Linked DNA regions of Homo sapiens: regions 1 and 2 are each linked to region 3. The links are chromatin contacts, found by Hi-C in ENCODE. All regions are on one chromosome and are shown on one strand. Each heading gives the region's core, a stretch centred on a gene start or an enhancer-like site at or near the end of the contact. The rest is flanking DNA. Distances are from core to core; before and after follow the strand shown.

Region 1 (3,241 bases), core at 25-2,524, 1.0 Mb before region 3:
GGCCCATGAAGTAACTCATTTCTGGCCTGGGTGCCTATAAGCAAGAAGCAGGGATGTCAGGATGCCTGAATTATCCAAATTATTTGGGTCAAATTAATTTAGACTGTTTGAGAAAAGGCATTAATTTGGTTTTAGATTTCCTGGATTAGCCCTGGTATTAATTTCACAGGGAGTACTTTAGAGGACTTTTCTAAACTGGAAAATAAAGCCTTTTCCTGTGGCTGTCAAGGTCTTCCAGAGGGGTGAGCGGTCTCTCAAGGTGGTGGACTCATCCCATCCCTCAGTCCCAAACAGGCTGGGAGAGGAGATGCAAAATGGAGGTAGAGCCTGGGGCAAAGCACCAAGTCCACAGGTATCGAGTGGTAGGTAGCGAAGGGCACCCGAGAACCAGAGGGGGGCCTTGGGCAAGAATGGAACATTTAGTTAAGGGGAAAGACCTTCAGTGAAAGCCAGGCAGCGTCCTCAGGTGAGCCCACAGCAGCAAACTGGGCTGGTGGAGTGAACGTAAAGGTAAGGGTTTCCAGTATGGAAAAGGTCAAGGCTTTAAGAAGGAAAAACCGGCCGGGGGAACTGACAGTGGTGAATAAGGGAAAGCTGGGGAGACAGAGCCTGCTTGGGGTTCAGGTGCAGAGTAATGAGAGGGTGGTAGGCTTTTCGCCTTGGGGAGGACATTGTGGGAAAAGATGGTGCCATGGGGGTGCGGGGGCTGTCACAGGTCTAAGGAAGAAGAGCCGCGGGGTGCCACTGAACTAAGAGGAGGGGGTGCCGCATGGCGTGAGACCTGTCACGGTGCAAGGCGGCGGCACAAAGGGGTGTCACTGTCCTACGAGACGGGGAAATTGTCCTTGCGCGGAGGGGTAGGGGGTTGGCACGATCCTAGGGAGGGGGCGCTGCGCAGCGTTCCTGCTCTGGGAGGATTCCAAGCGGTATCCCTCTCATGGGAGGCGCCAGGCGGGTCAGGTGGAGGGCACCGCTCCCCGCCAGCCCTGCAATCGCGCCCCGGGCGCCCCCGCCCCACCGTCAGCTAGCTCCCGGGTCCGAAGGCTGAAGCCACTCCCGGGTGTGGGCAGCTTTCCGCCAGCTCAGTGCAGGGCAGGACAAAGCTGCGCGGCGAGGCAGACGACCCGCAGCGTCCTCCTCCACGCCATAAGGCCAGATCCCCGGCTCACCTGGTGTCCTCGGCCCCCTGCTCTGCCGGCCCGGCCACTCTCCGGATCCCAAGATGTCCGCCCGCCCCCTGCTCGTCTGCCCGCTGCCTCGGCTTTCACCGCAGTGCCGCCGCCCCGCCCCGGCCCCGGCTGCGCGTGCGCGCCGGCGTCTAGCGCCGACTACAAATCCCGTCAGGCCTCGCGGCCTCCTTGCTTGCAATTTGAAGCGCTCTAGGTTTAGCAAAACTACAACTACCGACTGCCTTCGAGAAACCGCCCCCGCCTCAGGAAGGGGTAGGCGTGGCCTTAGTCGGCCCTACCAGAAATACACATTCCAGCATACACCGCTCCACCCGCCTCATTTTTTTTTTTTTTTTTTTTTTTTTTTTTTTTTTCACTGAGCGCTCTGGGAATTGTAGTCCCTGCACTTCCTCCTGTTCCTATTTGTGTTCTGGAGAGCTTTGGGATATTAATGCCATTTGTGGAAGCACATCTGTTAAGCCTTGGATTGCTGTAGGCCTTTTCTGTCTCCAGAGTCCCAGGACTGGCTGTCCTCACTTTACACACAAATAAATACAACTGGGCAGTAGAAGTGTTTGTGCTGAATTTACTGCTTTCTAACACTACCTCTGATTCTCTCAAGCTTTTCTCATATATTTGTTCCGGACATGAGCTTTTTCCAAGGGATCAAGACCCAAGGAGAGGAGCGGGGAGGAAGGAGGCGACTACTTGGAAGAAACTAAACCTTTTCACAAATAAGTCCATGACTGTACACTCTTCCCGGAGGTCAGCTACAGCTTTTCATGAACGAGCCGATGTTCTCCTTAGCTATACCTATGCGACTGTGTATGCCTTCTAGTGACAGGCATATATGTTGCTTAGAAGACGTTCGAAGAGTTGAATTTAGTTTGACATGGGATTTGAAATCCCCTCTTTGATAAACAGAATCTTTACATCCAAGCTGAGGAGACAGACCCAACCCTCACACATGAAAGGCCTGCTTGGTTCTTGCAGAGTCTTAAGAAAATCTGTTGGCTCTTCTCTTTCTGTAGGCAGAGATAAACTGCTGCCTTCCTTGGGCAGGACTACGCCTGTCATGGGAGGAAGGAAGGGCAAGAAAGGACAGATCTGGTTGCAAATGTTACAGTCCTTCCCAGCCTCCAGCCAGAAGCCACGATGTGGCAGGATGAAGATCTGACCTCTCTCACATCATAGTCACGGCCTGAAGTCATTAAGTGACTGAATACAGGCACTTCTAATTTTTGAACCAGCACTCAAGGCTTCACTTCTACCTTTGCAAAAGCTTTATCTTCCAAAAATACCCTAAACTGCTACCAATTTAGAGTAAATAATAATAATGATAAAATAATAATAATAATAGCTACCATTTATTGAGCACCTACTCTACTGTGTGCCAGGCACTGTGCTAGGCACTTTTCGTACAATATCTAATTTAAATCCTCACAACAACCCTGTGAGGTAGGTATTATTATCATCATTTTACATACGAGGGAACTGAGGCTCAGAGAGGTTAAATAACTCTATCACACAACCAAAAATAGTAGAGCTGGAATTCAAACCCAAAACCACCTAACTCCAAATCCCATGCTCCAATGAATTAAAGTAGAGAGGGGAGAGGGAGGGCCAAATTCAAGACAGAGTGTTGGAGTGAAATGGATATGATATGCTGATAAGATATGGGAAGAAGGAATGTAAGCTCATAAATGTTTCTAGCTGGTGAGCCTATGTAGATTGTGATGAAGTAACCAGGAGAGGAATTCAGGAGGAACATACTTGGTTGGGCAGATGAGTTGAGTCTATACGGAACTGTCCATAGAGATGTCCAGTAGGTAATACCAATACAGATCTAAAGTCTGGGGGAAGTTGGGGGTTGGAGCTATGTATTTGGGAATCACCAGCATATCAGCAGCAATTGAGGACATCAGGATGAATGACTCCATTTTGGGAGTAAATAGAAAGGAAAGAGAAGTGAATCAAAGATGGAACGATGGAAGCACTGATACTGACAGGCATGAGCAATCGTTGAGAAATTCTCAAGAGAGTCGGACAAGACAGAGTCAGAGAGAGAAGTA
Region 2 (2,840 bases), core at 225-2,724, 1.2 Mb after region 3:
GCCACCACGCCTGGCTGAAGGGATCTACCTCTTAAAGACAGAAAAACATGTCCCAAGATTGAAGACTGAAAGATCACTTAACCGTGATGTTTGGTGCCAATACCAAATGGAGGACAGTAAGCTACATCCATTCACATCTGGTGTTACGACTTTCCGTTGATTTCAAATAACCTTCTTTCTACCACTGCACAATAACTCACAAGGTACAACCCTTCCAATGCCCACTTCATAAGTAAACAATAGCTTTTTCTCAAGAGATAGTGCCATATTTATTGTACAAGTTATGTCTTGCTTAACCGTTTAACATGGGTACAACTGTGCTACCACTTTTATTAGCTTTCTCTTATTTCATGTGTCACTGACAAAGTATTTTTGAGTGTTTCCCCAATCTCATTTTTGCCATAGTAACTATGATATTTATTGTATAGTTGTGCATATGTCACATTGCCACAAAACTGACTGTTCCTCTAGTGTTCAACAAGATCTTAAAGGAATGAAATATAGAACAGAAAAATGTTAATGAGTAGGAGAGAAAAAATAATCTTAAAGGTCAACTGTGATATCCCTACTCCCGCCCAAAATGTGTGTGATGTATTTGTGTATAATAGAAATAGAATGTACAGAAATGCTAAGATTCACTCTGAGGGATGGATAAAAGTAACCCATTTTCTTTATTTTTTATTGAATATCCAAATTTTCTGTAATTAACATCTACTATCTTCATAATCACAAATACATACATAAATTGTTGGCTTTTGTTGCTTGTTTTACTGTTTCTTACATCTTTTATAATCTGGATCCCAACCAAGCAATCCAGGCTCAAGCAGGAAAGGACAATTGTGGTGCCCCCATTGGAAGTTACTGGGAGCCTGGACTTGGGGTAAGGCTGGGACTGGGAGTTCATCTGGAAACCAAGCTTTCCCTTCTTCACAGTTTTGCCTTGGGCCAGCCCTGCCCAAACCCTTTACCCTCAAGCCTACTCAGGCTCCCATAGTACTAGTTTTAGGTCCTCTTCCCATGTGGATGAGAGTTGGCCAGACTTCCTTTCTAGATCTACTAGAATCACTAAAAGGGTATTGTGTGCGTAAAAACCAAATACCAATCTCCAGGTCTTAGATCCTATCCTCTTTCTTAGAAAATCCAGCCTTAATCCAGTTCGCATTTTTCCCCAAAAGCAGCTTATTCACTAATGGACCAGTCAGATTCCTCTCCTTGTTCATTTGTTCACACAGAAAAAGCTGCCTGGGAGACCACCTGTATCGGAAGGGCAGCTGATTAAAGGGTTGTTTTTTCTGAACACAGATTTTCAGGATAATGCTCAGGATTTTGCACATGTCAAAGTCTCACTTTTCCATATAACAACATGTGGCCTCCACAGGTAGTCCCCTGGTTCTATTTATAAATCCCATCGAACACAGAACAGAAATAAAATATGTATTAGTTTCTAAAGCTATGAAGTTTCACTTCCTCCTCCTCCACCTGACACACAAAGACCAAAACTTTTCACCCATTACCTAGAATTTGCCCATATGGAAATCTGTGTTGAGCCCAAGTCTAAAATAATTATTCAGACATTAACTCCCATGATGTTAAAAGGAATTTGATCAAGTAAGGAACTACTAAATCAAGGTGCAAAGATTAAAAATGTTTTATGTAGTTAATTTACAAACCAGAGTGGTTTCTGCAAAATGACTAAAGGCTCTCTTCCCAGAAAGAATAAACTTTTAAAATTGCCGAATAATATTCAAGAGACACCATGTGCTTTTACCTGATAATGTTTTTGTTTCTGTTTTTTGTTGTTTTTTGTTTTGTTTTTTGTTTTGTTTTGTTTTTTGAGACGGAGTCTTGCTCTGTCCCCCAGGCTGGAGTGCAGTGATGTGATCTTGGCTCACTGCAACCTCCACCCCCCGGATTCAAATGATTCTCCACCTCAGCCTCCCGGATAATGTTTTATTTTGCCTCTTTTTACTACCCTGTCAATGTTGAGAGAGGAGCTGTAAATAAGAAGCTATTTTATAATATAAATGACTATGAATACGAAAGTCTTCCTATAGAAAAAAAAAAAGTCTGCTTTAAATTTAAAAATTCTTACACCAGCTTCTTTACCTGGAATGATGCAAAAGCTGAATTAAATACTTAGCCTATTACCACAGGCTATGTCCACGTTATAGCAAGCCAATTTTTTCAGCTAAAATTAGTCACAGCACTTGAAAAGTAAATATTGCTTTCTTTAAATGGGAAGAAAGCCTGCCCAAGAAAGTATATGAAAATGTTTGTTTCATGACAATGAGTTCTATGTTTCTAAGGAGGAGTTTGAGGAAAAGCCTTGTATCATTAGCTATTTGAGAACTCATAGGCAAGTACACATAATCCTAATTAGGGGTCAGGGAGGGTACGGAAGGTGGAGGAAGAAAAGTTAAGAGATTCGTGATGTTGTAGATACATGCATGGTGCGCTTAGAAACTTCATCCTCTGTTTCCATATACTCTTTTTTTTTCATGTTCTTATTTATTTAGCATGTAGCATGACACATTTAAGAAAATTAAGTTACCTTTACATTTCTTGGTCTGGTCTGTTAAGGAAGGTCACTGGATTATTGTGTTTTGATGATATTAGTTATTTCTTTGAGACAACTTGCGTGGCTAATCTGATTTTTCACTGATGACCAATTTGGGTGTTTTTTTGTTTTGTTTTGCTTTTGTTTTTTTTTAAGATGGAGTCTTGCTCTGTCACCCAGGCTAGAGTGCAATGGCGTGATCTCGGCTCACTGCAACCTCCGCCTCCTGAGTTCAAGGAGGCCTCCTGCCTCAGCCTCCTGAGTAGCTGGGATTACAAGCGCG
Region 3 (3,041 bases), core at 465-2,964:
CAGCTACTCAGGAGGCTAAGGTGGGAGACTCACTTGAGGCCAGGAGGTCGAAGTTGCAGTGAGCCGAGATCACGCCACTGCACTCCAGCCTGGGTGATAGAGCGAGACCCTGACTCCAAAAAAAAAAAAAAAACGATATTGTGTGTTTTTTGTTCCAGGATTTTCTGGTCTGTAAAACCACCTGGGGCCAGGCACAGTGGCTCACGCTTGTAATCCCAGATCTTTGGAAGGCCGAGGCGGGCGGATCACCTGGGGTCAGGAGTTTGAGACCAGCTTGGCCAACACGGTGAAACCTGGTCTCTACTAAAAATACAAAAAATTAGCCGGACGTGGTGGCGCACATCTGTAATCCCAGCTACTGTGGAGGCTGAGGCAGGAGAATCGCCTGAACCCAAGTTTGCAGTGAGCCGAGATCACGCCATTGCCCTCCAGCCTGGGCGACAGAGTGAGACCCTGTCTCAAAAACAAAAACAAAAACAAACAAACAAAAACAAAGAAAGAAAAAGAAAAAAGAAAATAAAAAAACACACTGGGAGTGGGCATTATTATGTCCGTTTTACAGCTGAAGAATCCAAGGCTCCTAGAGGTTCCCCGACGCCGCACGCCGGGGAGTCGGCAGCGCGAGCTCCCAGCCAGACCTAGCGCCTCTGGGCTGTGCTCCTGTTGCTTCCCGCAAACCGCGGTCCTGGCGAGGCCTGGGCGTGGAGCGCGGCTGCCGCAGACTCCCTGGGAAGACATGGAGTCAGGGTGCTTAGGGGTTTTTAGGCTCCTGCTCGCCTAGTGGCTGGCTTTCTCCCGGCTGAGAAGCGTCTCTGGGTTCCCAGAAAGGTACCCGAGCTGTTAGAAAAGAGGAGACCCTGGGCCGGGCGCAGTGGCTCACGCCTGTAATCCCAACACTTTGGGAGGCCGAGGCGGGCGGATCACAAGGTCAGGAGATCGAGACCAGCCTGGCCAACAGGGTGAAACCCCGTCTCTACTAAAATACAAAAATTAGCTGGGCGTGGTGGCGGGCGCCTGTAACCCCAGCTACTCGGGAGGCTGCGGCAGGAGAATCGCTTGAACCAGGGCAGTGAGCCGAGATCCCGCCACTGCACTCCAGCCTGGCGACAGAGCGAGACTTTGTCTCAAAAAACAAAACAAAACAAAACAAAACAAAAGAAATAAAAAGAAAAGAAATAAAAGAGGAGACCCTGGCCGGGCTCGGTGGCTCACGTCTATAATCCCAGCACTTTGGGAGGTCGAGGCGGGCGAATCACGAGGTCAGGAGCTCGAGACCAGCCTGGCCAATATGGTGACACCCCGTCTCTACTAAAAATACAAAAATTAGCCGGGTGTGGTGGTGCATGCCTGTAATCCCAGCTACTCGGGAGGCTGAGGCAGAAGAATCGCTTGAACCCGGGAGGCAGAGGTTGTAGTGAGCCGAGATCGCGCCACTGCACTCCACCCTGGGCGACAGAGCGAGACTTCGTCTCAAAAAGAAAAGAAAAAGAAAGGAGGAGACCCAGGGTATGAGCGGAGGAGGCCGGCGCTGCCGGGACCACGCGCGTGCGGTAAACGGTCCCAGAGGCCCGGGCCCCGGCGGCTGCGCCGAGTCCCCGCCCCTCCCTGCTCCGTAGGGGTAGGAGGGGGCCGGCGGAGTTTCCCTCCCCGCCCAGCGGCCCTGGGCGGGCTTTTCGGCTGCTTCTCATAAGCAGGTGGTTTCGTTTCTCCGGCACAGGTAGGTTTCTCTGGCACCGATTCGGGGCCTGCCCGGACTTCGCCGCACGCTGCAGAACCTCGCCCAGCGCCCACCATGCCCCGGCAGCTCAGCGCGGCGGCCGCGCTCTTCGCGTCCCTGGCCGGTGAGTGGCCCTCAGCGCTTCCCGCGGTGGCCCTGACGTGTCGGTCCCCTTTCATCTAAACGCACTCTGGAGTCCCGGGCGCCACAGGACGGGCTGCGGGTAGGGAGGTGTGGCGCGTCCAAGGGCTTCCCAGCTGGAACTTGTTTTCCGTGAGTTACTCAGAGCAGGTGTCAACCCCAAAGACAGTGACACTGTCCCTCGCTTCCAAAAGGGTTCTGGACACCTTCTCAGGGAGAGTTTGTAGAGGTCACTCGGATTTAAGAGATGGAGACCTGAGCTAGGGTTTAGGAATGGGAGTCTTGGCTTTGTTATCCGGGAAAAGCGCTCCTGTCTTGCTTTTCCTTGCATCAGATGTGGTCTGACAGATTGTGCCATTTCAGAAAGGTGTAGGAAGAGTGTCAAAGACTTTTTTTTTTTTAAATGATCATTGTACTTCCCATCCCAGATGCCGTCTGGGACGCTGAGTTTATGATTATTTTATGATCCGACCCTCCGCTTTCTCCAGAGCTTTTCCCCCTAGACATTGAGTCCTCGGGTGCTGTGGTGTTGTCCCTGTGATGAAGTTTCCTGGTTACTCGAACGTCATGAGAGAACTGTCTCCGTCCCTACCGCCCGGCTAACATGCTCAAGCAGGGGGCGCGGTGGCCCTTGCTTGTAACATGAATGCTAGGAATGTTAGGGAAGAGGTGAGAAGGGTCGTGCCAGCTGCCCTTGCCTAGGCAGTTCTCCCCTGCGCCACACTTTCACACTTACAGTTTCAGGTTCTTTTAGGGGACAGAAGAGGAAGTCATCATCACGCTCCACAGGGCAAGCTATTAAAAAAGCAAAACAATCTCAGCCTAGCGGTAACCCACAGTGACCTGTATGTGAGCGCTCCTTGAATGGATGGATAGGCTCAGAAACACAATGGTATTGACAGGCCAGGCGTGGTGGCTCACACCTGCAATCCCAGCACTTTGGGAGGCTGAGGCCGGCGGATCACTTGAGGTCAGGAGTTCGAGACTAGCCTGGCCACCGGTGAAACCCCGCCTCTACTAAAAATACAGAAATTAGCCGGGCATGGTTGTGGGCGCCTGTAATCCCAGGTACTCGGGAGACTGAGGCAGGAGAATCACTTGAACCCAAGAGGCGGAGGTTGCAGTAAGCCAAGATCATGCCACTGCACTCCAACCTAGGTAACAGTGAGACTCTGTCTCAAAA

The links. A loop is a pair of places that touch in the nucleus more often than their neighbours do. Pooled maps may share reads with other maps.
Region 1: a pooled map shows a loop between it and region 3 (5-fold over the local background). The contact joins the promoter of AP2M1 here to the promoter of LAMP3 in region 3. A Hi-C loop is called at or near these places in 4 of 50 pooled maps.
Region 2: a loop to region 3 is called in a pooled map, with 4 times the contacts of the local background. The contact joins the enhancer-like site here to the promoter of LAMP3 in region 3. A Hi-C loop is called at or near these places in 3 of 37 single-sample maps with no recorded cell type and 2 of 50 pooled maps.

Annotation. Positions count from the first base shown.
Region 1 is chr3:184,172,888-184,176,128 of GRCh38, reverse strand. AP2M1 (adaptor related protein complex 2 subunit mu 1) reads right to left here and starts at 1,274. Exons shown (of 12, transcript NM_004068.4): 1 at 1,170-1,274. It overlaps DVL3 (dishevelled segment polarity protein 3), which reads right to left. Exons shown (of 15, transcript NM_004423.4): 15 at 2,515-3,241. RefSeq lists a silencer at 897-946 and an enhancer at 1,157-1,226.
Region 2 is chr3:181,919,976-181,922,815 of GRCh38, reverse strand. No RefSeq gene overlaps it. Among named protein-coding and RNA genes, the nearest start is that of LINC01206, 31 kb to the left of the region's middle. Within about 2 kb of position 1,474, at least 2 of the 41 ENCODE cell types and tissues checked have a DNase peak (open chromatin) inside an H3K27ac peak, as active enhancers do.
Region 3 is chr3:183,161,407-183,164,447 of GRCh38, reverse strand. LAMP3 (lysosomal associated membrane protein 3) reads left to right here and starts at 1,714. Exons shown (of 6, transcript NM_014398.4): 1 at 1,714-1,841. The coding sequence starts at 1,793. RefSeq lists a silencer at 1,504-1,713 and an enhancer at 2,326-2,535.